Regions from separate parts of the Mus musculus genome. Here all the other regions are linked to region 1. The links are chromatin loops, found by intact Hi-C in ENCODE. Cell type or tissue: left cerebral cortex. All regions are shown on one strand.

Region 1 (5,000 bases):
ATCTCACTCTGTAAAGTCAAAAAGTCCTAAGTGGGCCCATTGTGAGCTAGAAAGTGTTATATATCTTTAAAACCCTCTTACCTGAAGCCTCAGTTGCCCTGTAAAAGAACAGCTATTGGGCTGGTGAGATGGCTCAGTGGGTAAGAGCACCCGACTGCTCTTCCGAAGGTCAGGAGTTCAAATCCCAGCAACCACATGGTGGCTCACAACCATCCGTAACGAGATCTGACTCCCTCTTCTGGAATGTCTGAGGACAGCTACAGTGTACTTACAATAAATAAATAAATAAATCGTTTAAAAAAAAAAAAAGAACAGCTATTGAGGTTGCTGTGTGTGTGGTGGTGAAGGGAAACTTACTGTCTGTATAGTCTATTTTGGGGGATTTTTTTTCTAGCTCCCCTCCACCTACTGTCTATATAGTTTATTTTGGGGATTTTTCTCTAACTCCCACCACCCGGACATCCAAATCTGCAGGTGCTCAGGTCCCATGTATGAGACACCACAGTATTTTCACATAATCTTTCCATAACCTCCCATGGACTGCACCTATGCGCCCCCACAGCCCCTCCAGCGTGCTCCGTCTCACCTCGCCTAGCTGTGACAATTTTCCCTCTGCCTGAAATACCCTTGTTAGTGATTTTTTTTTTTTCCAAAACCGCAGATTTGCTGACAAGTAGTTATCCGGGCTTTGTTTGTGCAGTGTGCGTTTCCAGTTCAGTTTAGGCTCCCGTTATGCAGCCTTTTCTCACCCAGCTTTGAATCCCTACCTGAGTTTGCTGAGTCAGGTGTGCCAAACATATTTCAACCTACAGTATCTTCAGAGAGAGAGGTCATGAGGCTTTGGAGGTGATGTGGGTAATGTAAGGAGGTTGGCGTCCCTACCAAGAGAGACCTTGAGAGGCTGTGCTCATCTAACACCCCACTATGAAGGACATAGGTGCAGTCATCCCCAAGCCAGGGACAGGCCTCACCTGAACTCAACCCAGCTCCAGGTAGCCTCTGGAGCTATCTGAGGAAGAGTGTCTGTTGTGGAAGAAAGCGGCCTTTGGTGCCCACATGGTAGAGACAGATCTCTACATCCATCTCTTGTCTTAGTTACCTGAGCTGCTGTTCCTGTCTCCAGTCAGATATCCAAGCACTGAGCCCCAGCCCATGTTTTCCATATAGGCCCTAAAGAATCAGGAAGGCCCAGCCTGCCCCCACGGTCACTTTCCTCCAGTGTGGCTTTGGTTTCTCCAGCTTTCCTCACTCACCCTTGGCTGGAGGCTTAGACTGGTAGAAGCCACACGTTTCCCTTCCGTGGTTCTCCACAGCAAGTTACATTCATAGCATGCCTCCAATCGAGCTCTCGATAGTAGCCTCTGTGCCCTGTGTTCTGTCCATTGCTGGCTTCGTCGAGTCCTGCAGATTCTAGCTCCTGAGCTCTAGCCTTGGCCCTCAGATCTAAGGACTTAATCCAGTCCACTGACCGTGGGGGAGGTGGGCAGTGATCCACTTGCTGTGTGCGCGTTTCCTCCATCGACAGGAGCCGTACTTAGCACGAGTCCATGGCAACTGAATTACTTGGAAGTTGATGTCTTCCCATTAAATCAATAAAAAGAAAACTACTGGTCAACCTTCCAGCTGGCCCTCTCAATTTGTATCATAGTGTACTTGAGTCTTTGCATCAACTAGTGCAATGGTTGGCATGTGCTGGACTTTTTCCAGGTCTCCCAGGGCCATTCTTCTTAATGTTTACTGGTCAGGAAAGGATTCTTGGTCTCCTAGGGTTCCTGGGGCTCCTGGGACCCATAGGCAGCCCCTCTTCCACAGCCCTGTCTGTTTCTGGTAGATAAAGGGATAGCATCAAGTTTATGCATCCCCAGAACCTGTGTGGCCACTGTTACATAGCAAGCTGTCAGGTCCCTTAGTCCTCCTCTGCCTGCCTGCCTTCTGATCCTGTTCTCTGTGAGAGGCTCAGGCACGGGCAGAGAGAGAGACTGTGTGAGGTTTGTCCGGGCACCTTCAGAAACCCTGTTAAGGCGTTTCATCCAGCAGAGGGCCCCCGAGATCCAGCCAGAGCATCGCTGTCCACGTGGACAGTTTTCCCTCCGGAAAGAGCTGCCCCTGCCTCACACCAGTGTGAGTCTTTCTCTTTCCTTCCCTGGGAACCACGGAGCAGCTGTTGTGGGATTTATTTCACCGCTCCCCCAGATGGCAGCACAGCTTCCCGTAGGCTTCACTGTAGTACTTCACAGAGCCTGTCTGCCGTGTCTGGCTGCTGGGGAGGATCTGGTATCTTCCTGCCCACCTGAGACCCAGGAACCTCAGTGCCTGGTTTCCATCAGAGGTCACGGGTCCTGTATGTGCTCACCAGGCACCTGAGAAACAAGCTCCAAGCCCCTTGTCCTTTTCCCTGTGACACAAAGTACCTCACAGATTTTCGTGTGTGACACGGCCGTTGAACCCAGGAGTGAGGGTACTGATGACGTTTCGGTGTTGTGATGGATAGATGCAGATGGCACTGATGGGTGGTGGTTGTAGCTGGCCATGAGCAGTAGCCACAAGGTGACCCAGACTTACCCTGCCTCCTTTTGGTCCCACTCAGTGTGTGAGCATCCAAGGTGACCCACCACAGCCTAACCAGCAGTCAGAGTGTGTCTGTCTGTCTGCCTGTCTCTCTCTCCTTGTCTCTCTGTCTCTCTCTGTCTCTCCCTGTCTCTCTGTCTCTGTCTCTCTCTTGTCACTGATATCACTAGAATACATTTCTGTTGCTTAGTATAGGTATTAAATGAACAATCTCAAGGCTGGAGTAGGTGGGACTACCAGGACCTGTGCCCATGGAATAGACAGTAAGCACACACTCCCAGGAAGGGGCCTCTTTCCTGTGTTCTGCCCAAAAAGGAAGTTGAGGCTAGAAGTCTGACTCCCAATAGGAACTGACCAGCCCGGGTTCAGTTTGTTTCTTAGCCTTTTGAATGTTTTCCATAGCACATATCAGTTGTACATAGTAATGGACTTCACTACAACGCTTTCAAACACGTGCATAGTGTATTCTGTGCATGCCGTTCCCCCTGTTTCTGTTTCCCTCTCTTCCTCTGTTTTGGTTTGTTTTAGATGAAGTCTTGCTATGCAGGCCAGGCTGACCTTGGACTGGTGGCAGTCCTCCTGTCTCAGCTAATGAAGTGTCGGGGTCGTGGGTGTGAGCCACCACGCCTGGCTTCACATCTTATCTTCCTCCTCACACCGGTATCTGGGTCCCTTTACTACGGTTGGCCGGCGTGACCTGGGTGAATCCCCACTGAGGCTCATGCATCGCACCAGGGACACTGTCTCATGGCCAGTTTTCCCCCTACCCCACCCCCACCCCCGTCTTCCTCTGAGCAGCAGCAGTGTGTGAGCTTCTCACACATCTCTGATGCACCAAGGATGCCCCCTGCAGACAAGGGGACTGGGGCTTCTCCTCTGTTTGGCTGTCTCTTTGCTGCATGTTTTTCTACATCCTCTGGTGTGTTGTGGTTGCAGAGGGACACACCCAGGGCACAGAACGGGGCAGCTGAAAGGGTGGAAAACCCACGTGGGAACCTTGCCTGCTCCCCTTGCTCACAAACAGCCCGTCTCCCACGCGGCCATAGCTTCCCACGGTTGCAGTTCCCGTACCTCTCTACCCAGGCCTGTTTCTATGATTTCCCTGTTATTCTTCATTTACCTTCGAAAGCATGACATGTGTAAGCCTTACTTTCATCTGGAAGATGGATCAGTGTTGAGAAGCAGGAAGTTTGAGATGGGATGGGAAAGTCCCTAAGGGCAGGAGGTGAGCGCACACTCAGATGGCGTCGTCCTACCCTACCCCGGCCTTCCTACCTTCCACCCTCACTGCTGCCCCACCCCACCCCCCACCCCGACTCCTGGGATGGTGTCTGTGTTACAGACTTAAGGCTGAATGAAACGCCCTGAAGTGTGGCAAAGGAAGAACTGGGACACAATCATGCCATAACTGTACGGCATCTGAAATCCTGGGATAAGCGTGTGTGTGTGTGTGTGTGTGTGTGTGTGTGTGTTTGTGTTGGAGAAAGAGAAACAGAATCCTGGCAAAACCATCGTGACCCTAAGCCTTAGAAGTGCCAGTGTCCATTCTAACCTGGGGAACCCCTGACCCCAGGACATTTGGCTGTCTCTTTCCTGCATGTTTTTCTACATCCTCTTTTGTGTTGTCCTATGCTCCGTGGACCCTCTTTGGTCCTCAGGAACCTAACCGGATTGTTGCCTTTGCTAGCCACTGGCCTGGGAATGCCACCAAGGGTACTGGGCTCTCCAGGAGACTTCATTGCTAGCACATGGGCCACCCTTTGGCACATTACACAGTACGTTATACATCCCACGAATCAGGAACCCTCCAGCTTTATTCTGATCTGCGGCTGGAGTTCAGCCCACCTCATCCTCGAGCAAGCCTAGAAGAGGCGGGTTTGTGCACAGTCAGTTGATCAGAGCTTTTTAAAAAATGTGGGTTTTTTTTTTTCCCACCTTGTCAGTGCTTAAGATGCTAGGTTACCATGGAAACAGAGCTCGTTAAGATTCCTGTGACCAGCCTAATTATAGAATTCAAAGACAAGCATAGCTCCTGGAGGTTGTCAGAGTTAAGGCTGCAAGAAAAGAAGGGTAGCCCACACACTCTTCAGGACTTGCTGTTCACCATGTGCCAGCCAGCACCCAGGGGGATAGTGGCTGCGTCCCCAATGGGCATGTGACACTAACAGCTTTCACCCAGAGTTCAGGTTTCTTCCCCAGCCAAAGCTCTGCTTTGGCACATTCATGCCAGACTTGCCGGATCACCATGGATAGCTCCTATACTGTCCAGTGTATTCCACAGCCCAGCAGGCTCTGTCCCCACCCTCCAGCCCTTCCTTACAGCCTGGGTTTACTGCAATGTCCGCTGGAGGGTGGAGTAGATTGGGATACCCAGGTAGTAGGTACATCCCTCCCTCTGTCTTCAGTAAGCTAGATTCACTCATACACTTCTG
Region 2 (5,000 bases), 210 kb after region 1:
AAGGAGGGCAGACGAGTGATATGGGAAGCAAGCAGGTAGCCACAGAGCCCGTCTTCATCTGCCTGCTGACATGCAGGGACTCTTCAGACATGCCAGCTCAGGGGGAAGCTGGGAACTGCAGCAGGCGAAGGAACCCATAAGGCTAGCCACCTGTTTCATGTATGCACAGGTGTGCCAGACAGCAGGTTGCCCTCTGGGAAAACCAACATGGGAAATGTTGATTTTCAGGAAAGCAGAGCTTTAGGTGACAGACATGTCCTTGCTGTGGGAGAGGCCTCCACCACATCGACTTGCTCAGTGTACCACTCTAGGTGCCCACCAAAGACACAGATGGAACCATATCACTATGCCCGCCACGCCAGCTGCCTTGGGAGCTGCAGACTCCACCTAGAACATCTGCTCAGGGTCTGGACTGATTTCTTCCTCACAACATGGGAATATTGGCTGAAGGAGAAATCTGATGGGTCAAGATCAGAAAAGCAGAGCTGTCCAGACAAAGGCTGACCATCCTGTAGTCTTCTCAGGATACACAAGACGCTAATGCTGGCGGGTCTAGGGGATGAGGGCTGTTCTGAAGGTGGAGCTTGCTCTATAGAGACACCTGAGGACGGAAGAGCTAGTAGATACCCACCTCATCTGCCCGAGGGTCAAAAGGAAAAGGTGAGACGTTTCCCTGCTAGTGGTTAACAGGCACATACCCCGAGGTGACAGGACAGTACAAGCTGGGAGGGACAGAGCACTGAGAGCCACTGAAGCAATGTCAAGCAGGAACAAAAGCCAGCTCTGTGTGATGACAGCAATGGCAGTGTCCAGAGTTCAGCGATCAGTTGCCCACTCCCAAACAGCTCATATTCCTTAGCATGGTAGCTTTAAACAGAAAATAAGTGTGGGTTGGGGGTGCAGAAATAAAAACCCCTGCTGGTTCCTTCAATCATGCAGCCACTGTGGAAAAATGCGGCAGCTCCACACACACAAAAAAAAATTGAAAATGCAACTACTGCATGGTGTAGCCATTCCACTGCTGGGTCCACAAACCCAAAGGCCTGCACGTGTATGCTCAGAGCACTATCCCCAGAGCCCACTGAAATGCATGAAGAGGGGAAATGGGACTTGTATGCATATGTGCCACTCGGCCATCGGGAGCCTCCTGCACGTGTTTCAGTGAGCATGGACTTGAAGCTGCGACGATCAGCAAGAACAGCCAGCCACTAAGGAACAAGTCTATCCACGGAGTCCCCGGAGGAGCCAGAGTAACTGAGACAAAAGAGGGGTGGGTGCTAGGGCTCTCAGGGATTGGGAAGTCTGGGTCAAACGGGCCAGTCTGTTTGTTTACATAGAAGAGATTGTGGACCGATGGTGGTAATGGCCACACAGTAATTTAAGCATTTAATGCCACCAAACTGGACACTTAAAACAGGACGAGATGGTACACTTCTGGTTTGTGTGTGTGACTGATGGCAACATAAAGAACAGTGGTGCCCGGAGGAAGCAGATTTGATGACTGTTCCCACCCCACAGCCTCCCTTGGCTGATGTCCCCACTCCATGCAGGTAGTGGCCCATGCGTGGGAGAGCTCGGTGCAGATGGTCATTGGCTAAGCAAGCCTCAGGAAACTCTGCCTCCCTTGGCTAATGAGGGCTGAGTGACAGCCCAGGGTTACCTTCTCTCACTTGGGCGGCAAGTGAGACCTCTTGCTGCCTCTGCAGCGCAGGTCAGTAAGAGTTGTGTTAGGCCGGCAGTTGTGGATACCCATGGTGTCTAAGTCCTGATTTCCAGATGGCGTCACCTGTCCTCTTGGACCTGGGTACCTTTTCTGTTCAGTGTCCAAAAGATCCAGGAAGAAAGTTCTTTAGCCTTCCCATGAAAATTAAAAAAAAAAAAAAAAAAAGTGGCTGGTTTGCGGCCTTTCTGTCCGAATGTGCGTCTGTCCTTTGGTCACTCCTTTGTGGCTGCTTCAGCTCATGCTATTGTTTTTCTGGTGCAGTCAGCACGTCTAAGCCAGAGGCCGATTTGTCCCCTCCCCTGGACACTGCTCCTGCTGTCCAGCCACAGGATGCTGGGAACTGGGCTATTGAGAATTGAGCTGAAGGATACACAACCCCCAACCCTACTCCTGAGGAAGGTACCTTTGTGAGTCTTGTGGAGTTCAAGGTTCTGACTTCAGGAGGAGAAGCCACGGCAACCTGAGCAGTTTTAGCCTGTGTGGCAGTCTTGTGTGCACTGCTTAGGCATTCAAGGCCTCCCTGCTGCCTGCCTTAGAGCCAAACTTGGAACAAGGATCCAAGGCTGGGCATGCTGCTGGTGAGCAGGTCTTGACTGCCCCCTGGTGGACATTCTGTAGGCTGGTGCAGATGAAAGTGAGGCACACCACAAATTTCAGGTTGCAGAAAGGAAGGCCTGGGCAGAGCCCCAAACCCCAGCCACGGATGGTTAGTGGCCAGCAGTGAAGAAGCCCTACTGGATGTCTGAGGACATGTGGAACAGAATCACCTCCGGGAACTGGGCAAAACTTTTCATTATTCTTCCTGCCCAAGTGGTGGTGGTGATGTTATCTTTCTGGGCTGTCAACGGCAGCTCATTCATTGATGTGATGGGTTCTGGAGGGACCCACTGGGGCAAGGCCTTTCCCAAATCCCAGGGAAAGAGGGTCAGGTATATGGATCAAGCCTGGGTGTTGAGGCCACAAGCTCTTCTGCCCCTTTCTGGACTGGGAAACCGTGTTTGGGCCTCCGTTTTCCCATTTATAAAATATGGCAAACAGTCCCTTCACAGAAGTGTGGGATAGTTCGTGTGAATCCATGAGCGGAAGGTTTGGAAGTATCTAGTAGGTAGGAGGTGATTGACAGCCCTGGTCTTCTTCCCTGGAAACAAGACCCTTGTGTGCAGGCCAGACAGGAAGTGAGTGACTCCTTTAGGTCCTCATTACCTTGTACTCTCCCATCGCACCTGGAAATTGATCCTGCTTTGGACAGGCTGTCAAGGCAGGACTTCTGAGGATGAGCCCCCAGACGGGGAGGAGCCAGAATGGTGAGTGGTCACAACAGCAGGTACAGATGGTATGCAGACTGTCTCAGGCACAGCTCAGAGGCAGATTCTAGGCCAGCAGGGGGCAGTGTCCACACAGACCCCCAACAGCCCTGACCAGAGCAGTCCTATGGGACAGTTTTTATGTCAACTTGACACAAGAGAGGATCATTGGCAAAGAGCAAATCCTAGCTGAGAAAATACTGCCACAGCGTTAACCTGAAGACAGTGCTGATGGCTGACTGATGTGGGAGGGCCCAGCTCACTGTGGGAAGTATCACCCCTCATCTGGTGGTACTGGGTGCTGTAAGAAAGCTGAACAAAGCCTTGGGGAACAAGCTAGTAAGTAGCGTTCTCTCAAGGCCTTTGATTTAGTTCCTGCTTCCAGGTTCCCATCTCGGGTTCCTGTCCTGACTTCCCCGTGATGGGCCTTTACCAGGCAGTGTAACGTGATAAAAGCCCTCTCCTTCCCAAGCTGCTTTTGGTGATGATGTTTTATCACAGCTATAGGGACCGTACTCAGGCGTGGGCTGAGATCTACCCAAGCATAACTCTTCTGTTCTGCACTCAGGGCTGGGCATCCTGTGTATACAGGTCTGGGCACCCATGCAGTGTTCTCTGTGGCCCTATAGTTCTGTGGGAGTTGTCATACACCACTCCATTTCCATTAAGGAGCCAGGCCCCCTGAACCTTTTTCCCTAGTCAGTGGACAGTGTCAGCAGTCGGCAGAGGGAGCTGAAGGCTCAGGAGAAGTAGGGTTTTGTTCTCTGAGGTCACAGCATCTGGTCAATTTCCTCCAGGAGTCCCCTCCCCCCAGTAGCTCTGTGGCTACCCTTCTTCCCAGTTCTGCATGAACTGGGCTGGGTTCATCCTGCTTCCAGGGGCCAGCTCCTTCCAGTTGTCAATCTGCCATTTGAGAAATCTGGAAAAATATGATCGCATCATCCTGGTTAACTATGATACGACGAGAAAGAAATGGCTGAGGAAGTCTGACTCTCGGGAGTCTAGAGGCCTAAACCTGTCCTTCCTTCCTGCTGGAACCCCCCAGCAGGTCTCACATCACTGTCAAGCAAGCAGCAACACTTGGGGTTCAGGGCCTCACCTGTGACAACTGGAATTGCCAAGAAGCCAATCCCAGGGCCTTAAGCTCTTACTTCCTGGTGGAGTTGGCTTGCCATCAGCCCAGGAGTGGTGGAACCAGGCCCAGCCCTGTCCCAGGACAGCCCCGACTGTAATCTGTTTCTTCTTTCGCCTCTCCTGGTAGCTTGACAGTTTTCCTGGCCAATAGCTTCACATTTCTCACTAAGAGCATTGGTGTAGTCCTTTCTCTTGCCCATGAAATCCACGGTTTCTCTTATCTCCCATTCGGACAAGCACAAGCATTGGGACAGACCTCAGTTTCCCTTGTGGCACAGGGCTCATCAGACTTGAGGACTGAATAAGGAAAGTCAGCCTCTGGGGCGCTCTGGGGGTGTGAGAGGAGTTGAGTGTGAGTCCATTCTCTCCAAGGGCACTGCCAGATGAAGTGTGGGCAAACACCATCAAGGCTCCCAGTCCTCTAACGGCCTCCCGCCTTTCCTCTGTACCTTGTATGTGGAGCCGTCGGCACAGCACAGCACCCCGTGTCCCTGACGCTGGTCTCGAACCCAATCACCTTCGTACTTGTCACCATTCCTGAGGGCACAGCACAGGACCCTCATGAGGCTAAGAACCAGGTGGTAGCAGTGACTCAGACCAACTCCTCTGACCGGGCGCAGCAAGCACACCGGGGCCAAGGCAAAAATAGGCCCTGAACAGATGGTCTGTGAGCTCCTGCCTTGCCAGAGCTGGCTCAGGAGGGCTGTGACAGGCGGGGACATGTATGCATACCTGCGCGCCCCCCCATGGTAGGACCCATTTTCCAGAGCATGCTGGGCCCTGTGCAGGACACGTTTGGCTTCTGCTACTCAAAATGGGAAATGGCAGAGATTGAGGAG
Region 3 (5,000 bases), 220 kb after region 1:
TGAAAAAATGAGAAACATCGTTGTGATAAAAACACCAAGCAAAAGCTGAAAGATGCTAAGAATACAGCCTGCCAGTGAGGCACTTGCCTCATTCGTACAGGCTCTGGGGTCACAAGAAAACAACAACAACAAATTATTAAGACAATATTGGTAAAGGCTGGGTGCAGTGGTGCATTTTGGAGGCCAAAGCAAAAGGATTACAGGTTCAAGGCCAGCCTGGGCTATATATCTAGCAAGACGGTGTCTCAAAAACCTAAACCAAAACAACAAAAAGATACATAAAAGAAAATGAGAAAGATTCTGATAGCCAGCAGATACGATGAACCTTCTTGTTTATGGAGCAGGTAGAGTCTAGACAACGGAAAGTCTAGACTCAGTACTTCTTTGGTGCGTGTGTCTCTGTGTGTGTGTGTCTATGCAAGGACCATTCCAGGGCATGCTCATTTTGTACTTTTTCCCTCTATTGCCAAGGTTTCCTAAAAATCTGGTTCTTTCTTTCTTTCTTTCTTTCTTTCTTTCTTTCTTTCTTTCTTTCTACTTTTTGGCTTTCTGAGACAAGGTTTCTCTATGTAGCTCTGGCTGTCTTGAAACTCACTCTGTATTAAGACTGGCCCTGGGCTGGTGAGATGGCTCAGTGGGTAAGAGCACCCAACTGCTCTTCCAAAGGTCCGGAGTTCAAATCCCAGCAACCACATGGTGGCTCACAACCATCTGTAACGAGATCTGACACCGTCTTCTGGTGTGTCTGAAGACAGCTACAGTGTACTTATATATAATAAATAAATAAATCTTAAAAAAAAAAAAAAAAAGACTGGCCCTGAACTGAAGAGATCCCCCTGCCTCTGCCTCCGGAGTTGATTTCTTTCTTATTAGAAACAAAGCCTGATACCTCGCTTCCATTAACTCTAGCTTGGGAAAACACAGCAGAGCCTCCATGTTGTAAGAGAGGCAACAGGAGGCAGCCTATTAAGAACACAGCTGCCTTTCCCCAGGAATCAACAGATTCAATAATGTCTCACAGCAAAACCTCCACATCGCCTGGCCTTTGTCTGGTGGTATATTCTATAAACTGGAATGCTCACAGACACGAGAGAACAGGGTTCTTTCGTGCCCATGTTTACCTTTTTTTTTTTTTTTTTTTTTTTTGAATACAGAGACACTAAGGCTGATGATTAGAGGCCTGGATGTCCAATAACAAGCATGCAGGACGCCATGATGGTGTTTGTGTGTGACACTCTGGGTCTACTGCCCCACTCTTTCCCTCCCACCAATAGTTCCACCACCCACCAGCATGTGATGACCTCCAAGCCTACAAGAATTGGTCTTACATTGGTTCCACCATGACTGGGTCCAAGTGGTAGTCCCAGTGTGCAGGCGCAGTACCAGGCTATGCTTGGTACAAGACTGACTGCCTCCCACACCTTTTCTCAGGAATCTGGCTCTGGAATGAGCTCTGCAATGATCACAGGCTTCTTACCGTGTTTCTTGCCTCCCTTCCATTCTCCTTCATAGCGGAAGAAAGAATTTGGGTATACATATACGCCATAGCCTGTGTTCGGAAAAGAAGATGAACATAGCAATGGTTTGCCATCAACAGACACAGAGATGGGGCAGCTCAGGGTCTGGAGTAGTCTGCAGGTCATTTCTCATCAGTCTCTTGAACATGACAGGATGGTTAATTGCTCAAGATGGGTGCTCCCTCTCCCTTGCTTGGGTTTTGTTACATGGATAGTACTGAGGGAAAGGCAGGCCTGGCCAGAGGAGGGCTAAGACAAAAGCTGATTGTAGGCTCTTTAAGAGGAGGCGGTGAGGGCACGGAAGCAGTCAACAAGCTCCGTGAGGATACAGCAAAGAGCCCACCCTGCCAGGACCGTCACTATCCTCCTGTCCCCACGGGACAAAAATCCACACTCACTCCTAATTACTCCTGGCTGCCTCATCTTTTATCACGCAGCCAGCTCTGAGACATCACACCCAACACCCATCTCTCAGTTCCTGAGATGGATAAGCAACCCCACTGCTTTCTTGCCAGCAAGTCGCAGCCTGGGACGGGAAGACAGTGGCACTAGCATGGACTCTGACCTCATATCGATCCTGTTTCTCCGGTTTTAGAACAACTTTTCATCAGACTGCATTGGGCGAACCTCGTGTGCTCACCCAGCCAGCCTGACCTCAGCTCTACCTGCCCCCCCTGACGCAGGGTCGGCTGGCCGTGAGCCTGCAGCCTGGACCACGCCTGTGGAGCACGCGAACGCGACGGAGCTCCAGCGGGGAGACGCAGCCCGTACCGTTTCGCGGCGGCAGTCTCGGCGAGTGCCGACGCGGCTGGAGCGAAGCCTGGTAGGGATCGCCAGCTGCCTCCATCTTGCCGCCAAAGTTTCCCTAGCAACCATAAAGCTGCCTTCCATTGGCCTCCGGTTGCCATGGGGCGTGGCCAGGAGACCATAACATCCGAAGCAGCGGCGCCGGATCCGGAGCCTGAGGACGTCAATGCGCCTGTGCACCACGGCACGTTTCCGCCAACCCCGTCCTTCCGCCGGGAAGCGCTCCCGCCAACGGCCTCTGCGTCCATACCGGAAGCGGAAATGGTTGGAGCTTGGGCCCCGCCCCGCGGCCATCTTGGCGGCTGGAGGCGCCGCGGGACGGAACGGAAGTGCCTGTGCAGCTTCCCGGATCCGGAGCCGAGCTCTGGCGGCCGCCCTGCCCGCCATCCTCCTTCCGCAGCCGTGAGGGAGACCGCGGCTCGGCTGCACCGGAGCTGCGAGGTGCTGGGGGTGGGCTGGTGGCGCGGACCTGGTCGGGCGGCACACCACCGCCTTCCTCTGGGCTGTCAAGGCCACGGGCGAGCCGGCGGGCGGCGGGCGGGCGGGGCCGGGCAGCGCCTTTGAGCCTGGCGAGGGGTTGCCAGGGGCGGGCCGATCTCCGAGAGGGGTGCGCGAGGGGACTGCTGAGCGCTGCCCGCCGCGGCTCGCGCGCCGCCCCGACCCCCCGGCCCCAGGTCGTGGAGGAAGGTGGCCTGTTGTTGCCTGCACAGATCCAGGCGGCATGTGTTAGGTGTCCTCTTGCTACCCCACTACCGTGTTCAGTTTCGGGGCACACGTGTAGGAATTAAGCCCGAGCGCGAAGACAGTTACTGAATGGATCGAAGGGGTGCTGGTTAAATGGGTCTAGATTATATGGTGACATTAAGGCAGTAAAATGTCCAGCCCTCCAGGCTGTACTTCCAGCGTGGAGCAGATAAGGCTACATTGTCTCCCTTAGCAGGGTATCAGTGCAAGAGGGCTTCATACTTCCACATTGAGAACCCCCAGTGGCTTTTCTTTCTTAGTTCTTAATAACAGATACTATCCAGGAGGTGGTGGTGCACGCCTTTATGTGAGGCAGAGGCTGTGAGTTTGAGGCTAGCCTGGTCTACATGGAGCAACCCTGTTGGGGGCGGGGGGAAGACTTAGAGACTAGTTATACGTCTTGGAACTGCCTGTTTTTTTGATGTGAGTTTTTTTTTTTTTTTTAACCCTCATTAAGGTGCTCAGAAGAGCATCAGTAAACCCATACTCAGCCCCTTAGATCCAGGTTGTGTGTTGGGGAACTGGTTGCGGTGGAGGTAGAACATAGAGAAAGGGCTGGGGATGATCCAAGATGATCATTTCCCACCCCACCCCCAAAGGTGAGAGGGGCCCAGAGAGGGAAGGACTCAGAGGGGCAGGGTCTGGAAGGGTTGACAGGGAACAACTCTTGAGGCATGCAGGTGCAAGAGGCAGCGACCCCCAGATGCTGTGCAGAGCGCTTTCTTCTCTGTGGTGTATTACTAATTTAGGAGTGATGGATTGCAGAAACTAGACAAATGATGGGCTCCAGAACACGGGGGTAATGTTCTGTGTGTGGTACTTGTCCCCCTTAGAACAGTTTTTGTCTTGTTTTTTTTTTTTTTGTGACAGAGCATAGAGCAATTTCAGTAGATATGTGACAAGCACTGTAGGTCGTGAGGCCCATCCTAAAACAAATCAAGGTCCCTCAGGGAGGAGCGTGCATTCCGGTGAGAGGAGATTGAGAGATTACTAGAAAGGGATTGGAAAACAGTTGTTACAGAAAATGCAAACAGTGACGTGACATGGAAACGTGGAAACGGTGGTCATTGTGGACAGCATGGAGGGCCTCTCTGACCTTTAGTCTGAATGGAGAGAAGAGGATTGCAGCTAGAACAGCTGGTATGAGGGCTGCCCTAACCCAGGAACAAGTCTGAAACATTGAGGGCTGGCACTTGGTTCACCACAGGCTGCCGGTAGATCCTCATGAGAACCCTTTGAGGAAGGCACTGAGGTGCTCGCCCCGTTTTCCAGGTCCGAACCCCAGGCATTCCTCAGTGGCTGTCCCAGATCACACTGCTAGGAAGTGCAGTGCTGGGATTTGAAGCCGGCAGTGGGACTCCAAAGTTCACATTCTTAATCTCTATGCTGCCTCTCTCGGGTTGTTATTGGCAGTGAGTTTAATCAAGATGTAGAGCAATGTTTGTCTGATAATCAAAACTTGACTAATGTGTTCTAGGTAGGCTTTCTACGCATCATCTGAAACAGAGTTTTAAGATCAGCTTAGAGTACAGACTTTAAAGGAGCAGCTCCATCGTTTTTTCTTTAAAATGGCCTCACTGTGTAGATGGGTTGGTCTGTAACTCACTATATAGACCAGGCTGACTTCAACTCACCTGCCTCTGCCTCCTGAACTGGGACTAAAGGTGTGTGCCACCAGGCCTAGTATTTTCCTTTTAATACTACTCTTGTCTCAATTTAAGCAAAAGTTTTTTTGTTTGTTTGTTTGTTTTTTTGGGGGGGGTTCCGAGACAGGGTTTGTCTGTATAGCCCTGGCTATCCTGGAACTCACTTTGTAGACCAGGCTGGCCTCACTCAGAAATCCGCCTGCCTCTGCTTCCCATGTGCTAGGATTAAAGGCGTGCGCCACCACGCCTGGCACAAAAGTGTTTTAAAAATCCCTGTAAAATAATG
Region 4 (5,000 bases), 58 kb after region 1:
TTGTGACAACATCCCTGCCATTTAAGCCCCAGAACACCCTGCAGTGGGGCAGGAATAGAAGGGAACGCCTTGAAGTCCATGGGACATGATTTTCCGCCAGTCAGCCTAGTGATCTGGCTGCCACCTCAGGTGAGTCTGGTCAAATACATCCCAGTTCCTTTATAGCGCAACGTGAAAATGAATCACTCCAGACTTGCTAAGACTTGAGCCCACCTTGCTCACACCTACCTCAGAAAAGCAAGGCACTTTGCCAAGCTTTCATACAGCCAATTGAAAAGCACCCAGAGGATGGAGCATCCCTCTTCAATGGCCCTGTCTTCAAGTCTTTTCTTAGACACACCCAAGGACAGCACACACAAAAAGCCATCCTGGAACAAGAGGGGGGCAGGAGCCCTGACAAGATTGGGAATCTAATGGGCTCTTTGAAAACGAATTCCCCAAAAGGGTCCGAGCCCTCAGCTTCTGCCCCTGGGTAAGAAACATGGAGGTGTCCACTTTTCAAACCATACACTCTCCCATAAACAGGACCCCACTTGGAGACAGCCACAACCTGACGCAACCCAGCCCACACTCAGCATCCCCCTGTCTGAGCTTTGTGGGTAGCTGTGGCTGAGGGCTGGGCCTGGGGATCCTCCAAAATCCATAAAGGCTTGATTCTAATAAAAAGGCACATTTTGGAGGTTAGAAAGATGGCTCAGTTGGTAAAGTACCTTCTATGCAAACATTACCAATGTAAAGGTTATACGTATTCACAACCCAAGTACTGGGGGCTGGGAGAAATGGTGGAACCCGAGCCCCTCGGCTAGACACCCGAGCCAAATCAGTGAGCTCTAGGTTCAGTGAGCGATTCTCTCAAAAAAAACAAGGTGGGAAGTGTCAAGAAAAACTTGACCTGGCCTCTGTGCACATGGGTGCCTCTGTGCAAAACCCTCTGAGCATGTAGATATACTACGCAAACAATAAATATGCACATTTTTTTCTGTTTTTGTTTTTTGAGACAGGATCTCTCTACATAGAACTGGCTGTTCTGGAATTCACTATGTAGACCAGGCTGGCCTGGAGCTCAGACATCTGCCCCTCAAGAGCTGGGATTAAAGGCATATAAGCCACCACTCCCAGCTCAGCACAAATAGTTTTTTAAATCATTTGGAGGAGACTGTTGGGCTCTGAACTAGGCGCTGCCTTATGTTCTGACAGCTGCTTAATCAAGCTAACTTTGCGCTTGATTAACCAGGACTAGCAAAAAGGCTCAGCAAATAAAGGTTCCTGCTGCCAAGTCTGAGGGTCTGAGTTCAATCCCTAGGACTCGCATGGTGGAAGCTAAGAACAGATTTCAAGAAGTTGTCTTCTGACCTCCACATGCATATGTGCCATGCACACATATATGTAAATATTTATAATTTAAATTTTAGTTCTATAAACAAAAGGCCAGAGCCACATCCAGGCACTCTCTTAGCCTCCTAAGTCGGTGGACCTTACACCCTGCTAAGTCTTAAGTGATAGGACACTCACTTCGGGTCAAACGCCTTCTGGCACAACGGGCAACTCAGCAACGCAAGTGGACTCTGCACAGGCACACACTCCTGGGCGCTGGGAGTTCGACCAGAATTTAGTGCAGGGCATCCTTTCAGGGATGGAGTAGGTGACCCCAGGGAGCCTTCAGGTTCACAGAACAGGTGGCGGGAGCTTCCAGAGCCACGAAGGGCAGGTGGCAAAGGCGTCCAGGAGAAAGTCTTGGATCCCACAGTGAAGGCCTCAGGAGGCACAGTGGACTCTGGGTCAGGTAGAGACTCCTGAAAAGTAAGTCCCCATAAGGTCACAGCCACCAACACCATGACCTCCCCCAGGGCCTGAGAACTCTCTCCCAGGTCATCCTTCTTTAGTGCTTTTGGACACACCTGGCTGGGAAAAGCAGGCAGCGGTGGTAATGGCTGACGGTTCGGGGTCCAATCCGCGGTCCCGCTCACGGTGCTGCGCAACAGAGCAGCCCAGGGCTCACTCTTACTTCCCTCCGAGAGAAACCAAGGGCGGCAGTTAGGGGGCCTGGGAAGCACAGGAAGAGTCAGCCGGGGCATCCATGGTAGAGATATCGTGAAGAGTTGATTCTACAGTGAGGGGTACCAGGGCTAGGGAGCAGGTCCACAATGGGGTAATGGAGGAGGGAGTCCATAGTAAGAGACCGGGAAGGAACCTCACTTAGAAGGGTAAATGGACTCTTGGGGGAAACGGAGCCTGGGGCTGAGAAAGAAGTGGATAAATGGGCGACGTGAAGAGGGGTGGCGGAGGTGGTGGTGGGGAACAGCAGCGTTGGGGCGGAAGAAGCGACCGCGCCCCGAGAGAGGCGGAGCGCGGCTGGTAGCGAGATGCACGCGTGCGAGGAACCCCGCAGCTAGGCGGGAACATCGAGGCGTCCCCATCGCCTTCCCGGTGTCTCAGCGCCTTCCAAAGCCCCCAGGACCCCACCCTTCCGCTCTGTCCCGCCTCACCCGCCCCCCGCGGGCGGCCTCCGACGGCTCAGCCTCCCCCGCAGTCTCCGCTCCTCCTCCATCCTTCTCCAAACAGCGTCCGGCGGAAGTGAGACTTACAGCCCGGCCCGCCCTCCGACCGGGATCCGCTCCGGCGGCTTCCAGACCCCCCCCACTCTCCGCTCTGCCAAGTGCCAGCTCCCCTTTGTGGCGCTGGAAATCTAAGGCGCCGAGATCCCAACCGTTGGGAACACGAGGCTGCCGCCTTGAGGGAGAGGCGGGACAGGGCGGAGCTGCCCTCCAGTTTGCAGGGGTGCGAGATTGGGCCACTCGAGCCTGTGCAGAGCCTGGGCTCCCTTCCGTCAACACGTGCAGAGAGCTGTCAGGCTTGCCCTGCCGGTGGCACCTCCCAGACAATGCCCTGCCTCAGTTTCCAGTTCTGTAGTCTTTTTCAGGAAGGCCCCATGGATAGGACCAAATTCTCAGGCCCAGTTTTGCCAGCATCTTCTTCTTAAAGGAGGAACTGGGTTTTTCTACCAAAGAGAAGAGCAATCAAACCGCAAAGCCCAGGGGACGAAGGCTCAGAGTGAAAAACCCGGGCTTCCTACCTAACCAATATCCCGTCCTGCAATCCTGCAGCCCATCACTTGGTGGCAGCAAAAGTCCAGGCACTTTGATGTACGCATTGGGATTCGCTAGTAGCTTTCTACTTCACAGCCCCCAGGGGTCAGGGCCGTTCCAAACGCCTGTCCTGCAACCATCTGACTCGCAGACCCTTTTCCTGGGTCTTCCTCCAGTCAGAGCTTTGCACCCCATCCTTAGGTGAGATCACACACACACACACACACACACACACACACACACACACACACACCGTGTGTACTTCCAGGTTCCACATCCTGGAAGTTGTGTCTAGACCAGGGTCTGGGGATGGTTTCTGCACTAAGGTTGTCTTCTGTCTCTGCAGACTTGAAGAGGAAGAGCAAGTTTAATCTCGGAGAGCGCATGTATTTGTGCCGTATGTGTCTGGTGCCCACAGAGATTGGAAAAAGGTCTTGGACCGCCTAGAACTGTGGTTACAGACAGTTGTGAGCTACCATGTGGGTGCTAGGAAATGAACCTGAATCCTTTGCAAGAACACTGGCACAGACCTTTCATCCCAGTACCCAGGAGGCAGAGACAGGAGGATCTCTATGAGTTTGGTTTATGGAGTGAGTTCCAGGAAAGCAGGGCTATGAAGAAAGATCCTGTCTCAAACAAAACAAAACAAAAAGTTGAATTTGGGCTAGGGAGGTGACTCAGTAGGCAAAGTGTCTATGCAAGCATAAGGGCCTGAGGTCAGTTCTCAGAATTGACATGAAACCATGCAGGACAGCGCAAGTCTGGACTCCAGGTGTGCTGTGAGAGGAGAGGCAGAAACAGGAGGTTCCCCTCGCCTGAAGCTTTTGGGACTTGTGGACACAGTGCCTTCACAAGGTGGAAGGCGAGGTTGTCCTCTGACCTCCACCACGGTGTGTGTGCCCACCCTCACAACACACAGGAAGGAATTTTTAAAAAATATTTATGTATGAAAGTAATCTATCGACGGGCGTGGTGGCACACGCCTTTAAATCCCAGCACTCGGGAGGCAGAGGCAGGCGGTTTTCTGAGTTCAAGGCCAGCCTGGTCTACAAAGTGAGTTCCAGGACAGCCAGGGCTATACGGAGAAACCCTGTCTCGAAAAAACAAACCAAACCAAAACAAAACAAAACAAAAAAAACAAAATAACAAAATAACAAAAAAAAAAAGTAATCTATCTGCATGTACACCTGCATGCCAGAAGAGGGCATCAGATCCTAGTATGGATGGTTGTGAGCCACCATGTGGTTGCTGGGAACTGAACTCAGGATCTCTGGGAGAGCAGTCAGTACTCTTAACCACTGAACTATCTCTCCAGACCAGGAAATAATTAATAATAATAATAACAACAACAACATAAAAATTAAAGCCAGATGGTGGTGGTGCATGCCTTTAATCCCAGCACTCAGGAGGCAGAAACATGTGGATCTCTGTGAGTTCGAGGCCAGCCTGGTTTACAGAGCAAGTTCCAGGACAGCCAGGGCTACAAAAAGAAAAACCCTGTCTTGAAAAACAATAACAACAAAATTAAGGTTGAATTTGATGAAAATATTTTACTCTCCTGGAACTATCTGTTGTGGTGATAAGAAAGTTATTGGAAAATACTCTCTGGTTGGGATTAACCCTTGCATTTCAGAAACAACTTTTTTTTTTGAGCCAAGATTCACAACAGTTACAAAAGGATATTTCAGCCCCCCCCCCTTTTTTTGAGACAGGGTTTCTCTGTGTAGCCCCTGGCTGTCCTGGAACTCACTTTGTAGACCAGGCTGGCCTTGAACTCAGAAAACCACCTGCCTCTGCCTCCCGAGTGCTGGGATTAAAGGCGTGTGCCACCACGCCCGGCCTTATTTCAGCCCTTTGGAGGAGACACACAGTGGCACAGAAAGTGGCCCAGTGTAGGAGGCAATAAGGCTGCCT
Region 5 (5,000 bases), 190 kb after region 1:
TTATGTGAGGTTCCTGATCACATTTCATCTGCAGGCAGCTCGCTCTGCTCAGAAGCGGCAGCTGTCTGGGGCAGCCGGTTGGTTAGCAAGAGCAGAAAAGCAGGCAGCAAAGCCAGCCCAGATACAAGTTTGGGTGTCCACTAAGCCCTCCTGAAACTTTGCCTCATGCTAAGTGGCTTGTAGCCTGGAGTATGAGACCCTTACGACCCTGGGCTGACTGGATACTCACAGTCCTGGAGCGAGCAGAGACTGACTGGAGAGCCCTGGGTCAAGGCCACAGATGAACAGCGCTCTGATCACGGGATTAGGAATGGCTAGGGTTCCCACTCTGTCCAACCTCATGCCAGCACTCAAAGAGAGCAGAGAGGCTAGGTGACAAGGGGTGCTGGCTATGGGGAGTAGCAGGCAAGAAGGGGCCACGAGGTCAGTATTGCAGCTGTTCTCCTTGACTTGGCTTCTCTCTCACTTCCTTCCTCTCTGTTCCTGAAGCTGGGTTAACACAGCATATACCTTAGGAGGCTGAGGCAGGGGAATCTCTTATGAGTTTAAGGCCAGCCTGGTCTACACGATTGAGTTCAGGACAGCCAGGACTTCACAGACCCTGTTTTGTTTTATTTTGTTTTTGTTTTTTGAGACAGGGTTTCTCTGTATAGCTCTGCCTGTCCTGGAACTTGCTCCGCGTAGACCAGGGTGGCTTCATACTCATAGACCCCCCCTCCCCCCACCGCCTCTTCCTCTTGAATGTTGGGATTAAAGGCATGCTCCACCACCACCTGCCTCATAGATCCTATCTAAAAAATTAAAAATGAAATGCAATAAAACTGGCCTCAAGGCTGATCAGGATGCAGGCAACCTTGCTACTTGTCTGGTGGGAGGGCTTTAGAATGGCCTAGAATCATAGGAGACTGCGATCTCAGCCCTGCGGGTCTCCTGAGACAGCAGGCATGAGACTGTAAGGCCTGGGGCAGTAGGGAGCTACTGTTCCCATGGAGACAGACCCTGGTCTGGAGATCTCTGCTTGTCCCTGCTGCCTCTACCAAGGTCCTCCATGGAGCAGACCATACTTACTTTCTCAGCCCCGCCCAGCCCCGGAATGGTTTCTGCATTGGCACAGTCAGCAGAAGATGACAGCAGAGTCAGCAGGGCCACCCGTGCAGTGACCGTACATGTGACTATCTACCATTCAAGATGCAATGCTTCCAGTGCAGATGGGGCCATCTGAGAGGGCCACTGCCCCAGGCCACTCACTGCCTTGACTTGCTGCCCCAGAAGACCTGTACCACGGTAGAGCATGCCACCACCTCCTTTCTGGCAGTGGTGGGGAGGCCTCCTGGTTCTGAGAGCTAGGGGGACTCAGATGTCCAGCTCAAAACAGAACAGTGGAGCCAAAGGTAGATGGGAAGAACCAGGCTTCTTTAAGGCTGCCCAGCTGCCCACGGTCCTACTGTGGACCATGGCTACAGAGGCCAGTGAGCTTCCTCATGCTTGGGCGGATGGGCACAAAAGGGCTGCAAAGGTGCTGCTCAAACCTGCCCAGCAACTGCAGGCTCTGTTAGGAAACTGCAGGCAGGAGGGGAGGAAACTGCAGGCTGTTAGGAAACTGCAGGTAGGAGGGGAGGAAGGTCTTTTCTTTCTTTACTCATAAAAGCTATTGGGGAGCGAGGGGTGTGGCTCAGTGGTATTTGTGTGCTGGTATTTGCAAGGCTCTGGCTTCCATCCCTAGTACAGCAAAAGTCCATCAAGATAAAGCGTCTCAGTTCTACAGACAGCTGTAGACACAGCCGATATCAGGGCCTGCAATTACCCTAAGGTTTCCCAACCTTCCACTGCAACTCACAGAGCACCTGTCCATGACAGGAGCTCAAGGCCAGAGACCGTGGCCTCTTCCTGACTGCTGTGACCCTGGGACTTATGAAAGTTCCAGGCTACGCCCTCTGGGGAAAGTCTGTCTGTCACAGGTCCTATTATAGTTAGAGGCAGACTGTGAGTTTTTGGCAAAAGTGGCCTCAGGTCTGCTCCCATTCTTGAGTGGAACGGATGTTCTGTGAAATTACTAAGGGTCCACTCTGGGGTTTGGTGACAGTGACAGCTTCCAAGCTCTACTGGGCTCCACTATTTCTTTCCCTTGGACTCTGCAGGGTTTTATGGGGCTCCAAGGCCACATAAAATGCCACATGCCATTAGCCTTCCATGATATCCCAGATATGCTTCTTCTAGATTCAGGCACACTACTCAGTGGCCTCTAATTCGGGGTCGTTCTTCATTTTAACGCCCAGTTGTCTCAGGCTGGCCTGCAGTGCCTGCCCCATGTGGCTGGAGCGCCCACCTCTGGCAGACACTCTTACTGGTTCACCTCCCATCCAGCTCTGCCGGGCCTCACCTCTAGACAGGTTCTCATGAAGCCAGTGTGAGAGCCTCCAGCACCGGGTGCTGGGCCTGCTCTCTGCTCTTGCGGTGGGGGCTGCTCACAGGCCCAGCTGTTTGTACACAGGTACACAGGTCCACATCCAGTCTACATTTGCCTATAATTCAGGTGCTGTACTCAAACGCCCTTTGGCTTCTGAGGGTCTCATTTTCCATATCTGACCCCTTGCCTCAGGGCTCTCAAGGCAGGGACTCTCTGGATCTACTCTAGCCATGCAGTGAGCCTTCTTTATGCCACTTAGGCTCTCTCTTCCGTGCTCACAGGGGCCCCAGATCCCAGATATGTCCTCATTATGAAGACTTAAAAATTTTAGGATTGGGGGCTAGAGAGATGGCTCAGCCGTTAAGAGTACTGACTGCTCTTCCAAAGGTCCTGAGTTCAAATCCCAGCAACCACATGGTGGCTCACAACCATCCGTAATGAGGTCTGACTCCCTCTTCTGGAGTGTCTGAAGACAGCTATAGTGTACTCAAATGTATTAAATAAATAAATTGTTTATTATAAAAAAAAAAAAAAATTTTAGGATTGATTGGCTTAGGACAGAGAGGGAACCTCTGGGGCAGGTGAGATAGCTCAGCAGGTAGAGGCCTGCTGCTAAGCCTGAGTTTGATCCCCTGGAACCATAGAGTGGAAGGAAAGAACCAACGCTGGATAGCTGGGCTCTGACTTCCACATCTATGCCACAGCATGAACACGTCTTCTTCCCATAAATAAAGACAAAAATAGAATTAAACCCCTTTTTATATGTGAAAAGAGAGAACCTGTGAGAACTAAGAAGCCCTAGGAGAGGGAGACAGTGATAGAGATTTAACTTTACTCAAGAGAAAAACAGAACGAAGTCACGCTGAAGGGGCAGCTGAGTCTTGGGGGTGGGGGAGAGCAGAGGTGTCCTCCCCCTCCACCCTGCCTGCATGTCAAACAGCAGGCTGAAGTTACTCAGGGTTAACAAGAGGGGACCCTGCACACAAGCCCTCTGTGTGTCTGCATAGACTGGCATCTGAGCAAACTTCCACTTCCATCGCTGCCTTGGTATGGGAAACAATACATATTTTTATATTATATTTTTCCGGGACTTTCCCTCTATATAATAATTTGTTACAAAAGAATTTATAGTACAAACTTCACTTTAGAAATATGGCTCTCTTGGGCTATTCTGCGGTAATTAACCACAGACAATTAATATTAAAATGCAGTGTCACCCTGCGAGGCGATGAAAATTTCCAGAAATTCTCTGCTAGACATTACGCCACTTTATTGGCAAGACTGAATTAGTGACAAAAGGGCACCTTGGTTTTTAAAATTGCCATACAGTAACAGTTGATTCTTCACAGATCAAATTCAATGAATACTCAAAATCATTTATCCAACACATGAAAAAGAGAGACCATTCAGACCAATTGGAAACATGCAGCAGGATGGTTTTGTGCATGAGTGACAGAGAGAGATGTGGGGCAGAGAGAGAGAGAGAGAGAGAGAGAGAGAGGAGAGAAATCTGACCTCTTACTGCAATGGCTCTTCTAAGTTCCCAAAGCTAATTTGCAAGGGATTGTCTGAGCCACAGGGCCCAGAGCCCACCTCTCCATCCTGCAATCAGCAGCCTGCACCCACCGTGTCCACCCGCAATCATCCGCACCTGCCGCATGAGTCAATGGGCCCAAATTGCGGGGCGCGGCAGACGCCCCACCGAGAACAAGGAACACAAAGGGCTCTGCGCTTCAAGCTGTGGGTGGGAATTACAAAAGGTTAAGAGACTAAATATAAAAAGCCCTTTGAATATAAAATCAATGTGCTTTGTTGCTAAAATCTGGGTGCTGTAATTTATCCAAAATAGGACTTGCAATATCTGGCAATAATCCACGCCTAGGAATTGTCGGTTCTGCTCATCGAAATGCAAATAGTCTACTGGAAACTTAAAAACAATTGAAACAACTGAAATATTTCATACCAACAGAATAATGAAATACCATATTTTGCAATTACCTATTACTGACTTTAGGGCTCCCGACGCAGAGCGTATTGTCTCTCTTCGTTTTATTGTTTGTGAAAGTGGAAACGTGAGTTTTTAGAGGGTTTGTTTCCTGAATTGTCTGGAATCCCAGACCAAGGAAACCTGAGACCCTGAGTCCCAGTTGGAGGCACAGTGGGCCAAGGCCAGGGATGCCTCAGAGTAGTGGCCTCAATGACCTGGTAGCTGGCACATGCTTAGAAAACCTTAAGAAGTCTACCTACAGGTGGGGATAAAATGGCTGTCTGACTCCAGTCTCCGTGGGCAGCAAGCTCTCTGGGGAATCAGTAGCCGCCACCCAGGGACAACGCCTCCTGAAGCCCCTCCTGCCAGCTGTGTCTAGTTCCCTCTCACCAGGCCACTGTGTCACATGTAAGCCTGTTATCTTTTAGTCCAGAGGAACTGAGGGGAGGTTGGGGGCACCACTTGTCTGTAGAGGGGCAGGGCTGTTCCTACCTTGGGAGATGGGACTCCCTCTACCAATGGCTGCTGGCCTCAGGCTTTGGGAACACATTGAAACACTGTAATTGCTTTAAAGTGTGTGCTGCCTCCCGCTCTGCTGTAGTTTCA

The links. Peaks named below come from ENCODE experiments on the same cell type or tissue, not always from the same donor. Only the 100,000 strongest peaks of a DNase experiment are listed, where the experiment ranks them.
Region 2: a loop joins it to region 1, with 7 times the contacts of the local background. A loop is called at or near these places in 18 of 42 quality-filtered maps.
Region 3: a loop joins it to region 1, with 4 times the contacts of the local background. A loop is called at or near these places in 18 of 42 quality-filtered maps.
Region 4: it touches region 1 in a loop (4-fold over the local background); 17 of 42 quality-filtered maps call a loop at or near these places.
Region 5: a loop joins it to region 1, with 2.9 times the contacts of the local background. A loop is called at or near these places in 2 of 42 quality-filtered maps.

The regions. Positions count from the first base shown.
Region 1 is chr4:155,305,345-155,310,344 of GRCm38, reverse strand. The region is part of intron 4 of Prkcz (protein kinase C, zeta); the gene reads left to right. Among named protein-coding and RNA genes, the nearest start is that of Prkcz, 54 kb to the left of the region's middle. In left cerebral cortex, CTCF peaks have their summits at 98, 303 and 2,040 (motif pointing right); DNase peaks (open chromatin) are centred at 646, 2,112, 3,618 and 4,524; H3K4me3 peaks cover 583 bases; H3K27ac peaks cover 4,310 bases.
Region 2 is chr4:155,092,760-155,097,759 of GRCm38, reverse strand. Morn1 (MORN repeat containing 1) reads right to left here. Exons shown (of 14, transcript NM_001081100.1): 6 at 4,611-4,698. Among named protein-coding and RNA genes, the nearest start is that of Morn1, 8.7 kb to the right of the region's middle. In left cerebral cortex, CTCF peaks have their summits at 2,341 (motif pointing left) and 3,107 (motif pointing right); DNase peaks (open chromatin) are centred at 2,306 and 3,110; H3K27ac peaks cover 250 bases.
Region 3 is chr4:155,083,970-155,088,969 of GRCm38, reverse strand. It overlaps Rer1 (retention in endoplasmic reticulum sorting receptor 1), which reads left to right and starts at 2,617. Exons shown (of 7, transcript NM_026395.2): 1 at 2,617-2,765. Morn1 (MORN repeat containing 1) reads right to left here and starts at 2,393. Exons shown (of 14, transcript NM_001081100.1): 1 at 2,289-2,393; 2 at 1,478-1,549. The coding sequence starts at 2,364. In left cerebral cortex, no CTCF peak of the experiment used is centred here; a DNase peak (open chromatin) is centred at 2,475; H3K4me3 peaks cover 2,213 bases; H3K27ac peaks cover 1,068 bases.
Region 4 is chr4:155,247,549-155,252,548 of GRCm38, reverse strand. Faap20 (Fanconi anemia core complex associated protein 20) reads right to left here and starts at 2,583. Exons shown (of 4, transcript NM_001190445.1): 1 at 2,487-2,583; 2 at 1,899-2,043; 3 at 1,513-1,793. The coding sequence starts at 2,548. In left cerebral cortex, CTCF peaks have their summits at 3,104 and 4,273 (motif pointing right); DNase peaks (open chromatin) are centred at 94, 1,997, 2,582 and 3,109; H3K4me3 peaks cover 1,670 bases; H3K27ac peaks cover 1,786 bases.
Region 5 is chr4:155,117,535-155,122,534 of GRCm38, reverse strand. The region is part of intron 10 of Morn1 (MORN repeat containing 1); the gene reads right to left. Among named protein-coding and RNA genes, the nearest start is that of Morn1, 33 kb to the right of the region's middle. In left cerebral cortex, a CTCF peak has its summit at 2,330; no DNase peak of the experiment used is centred here; H3K27ac peaks cover 276 bases.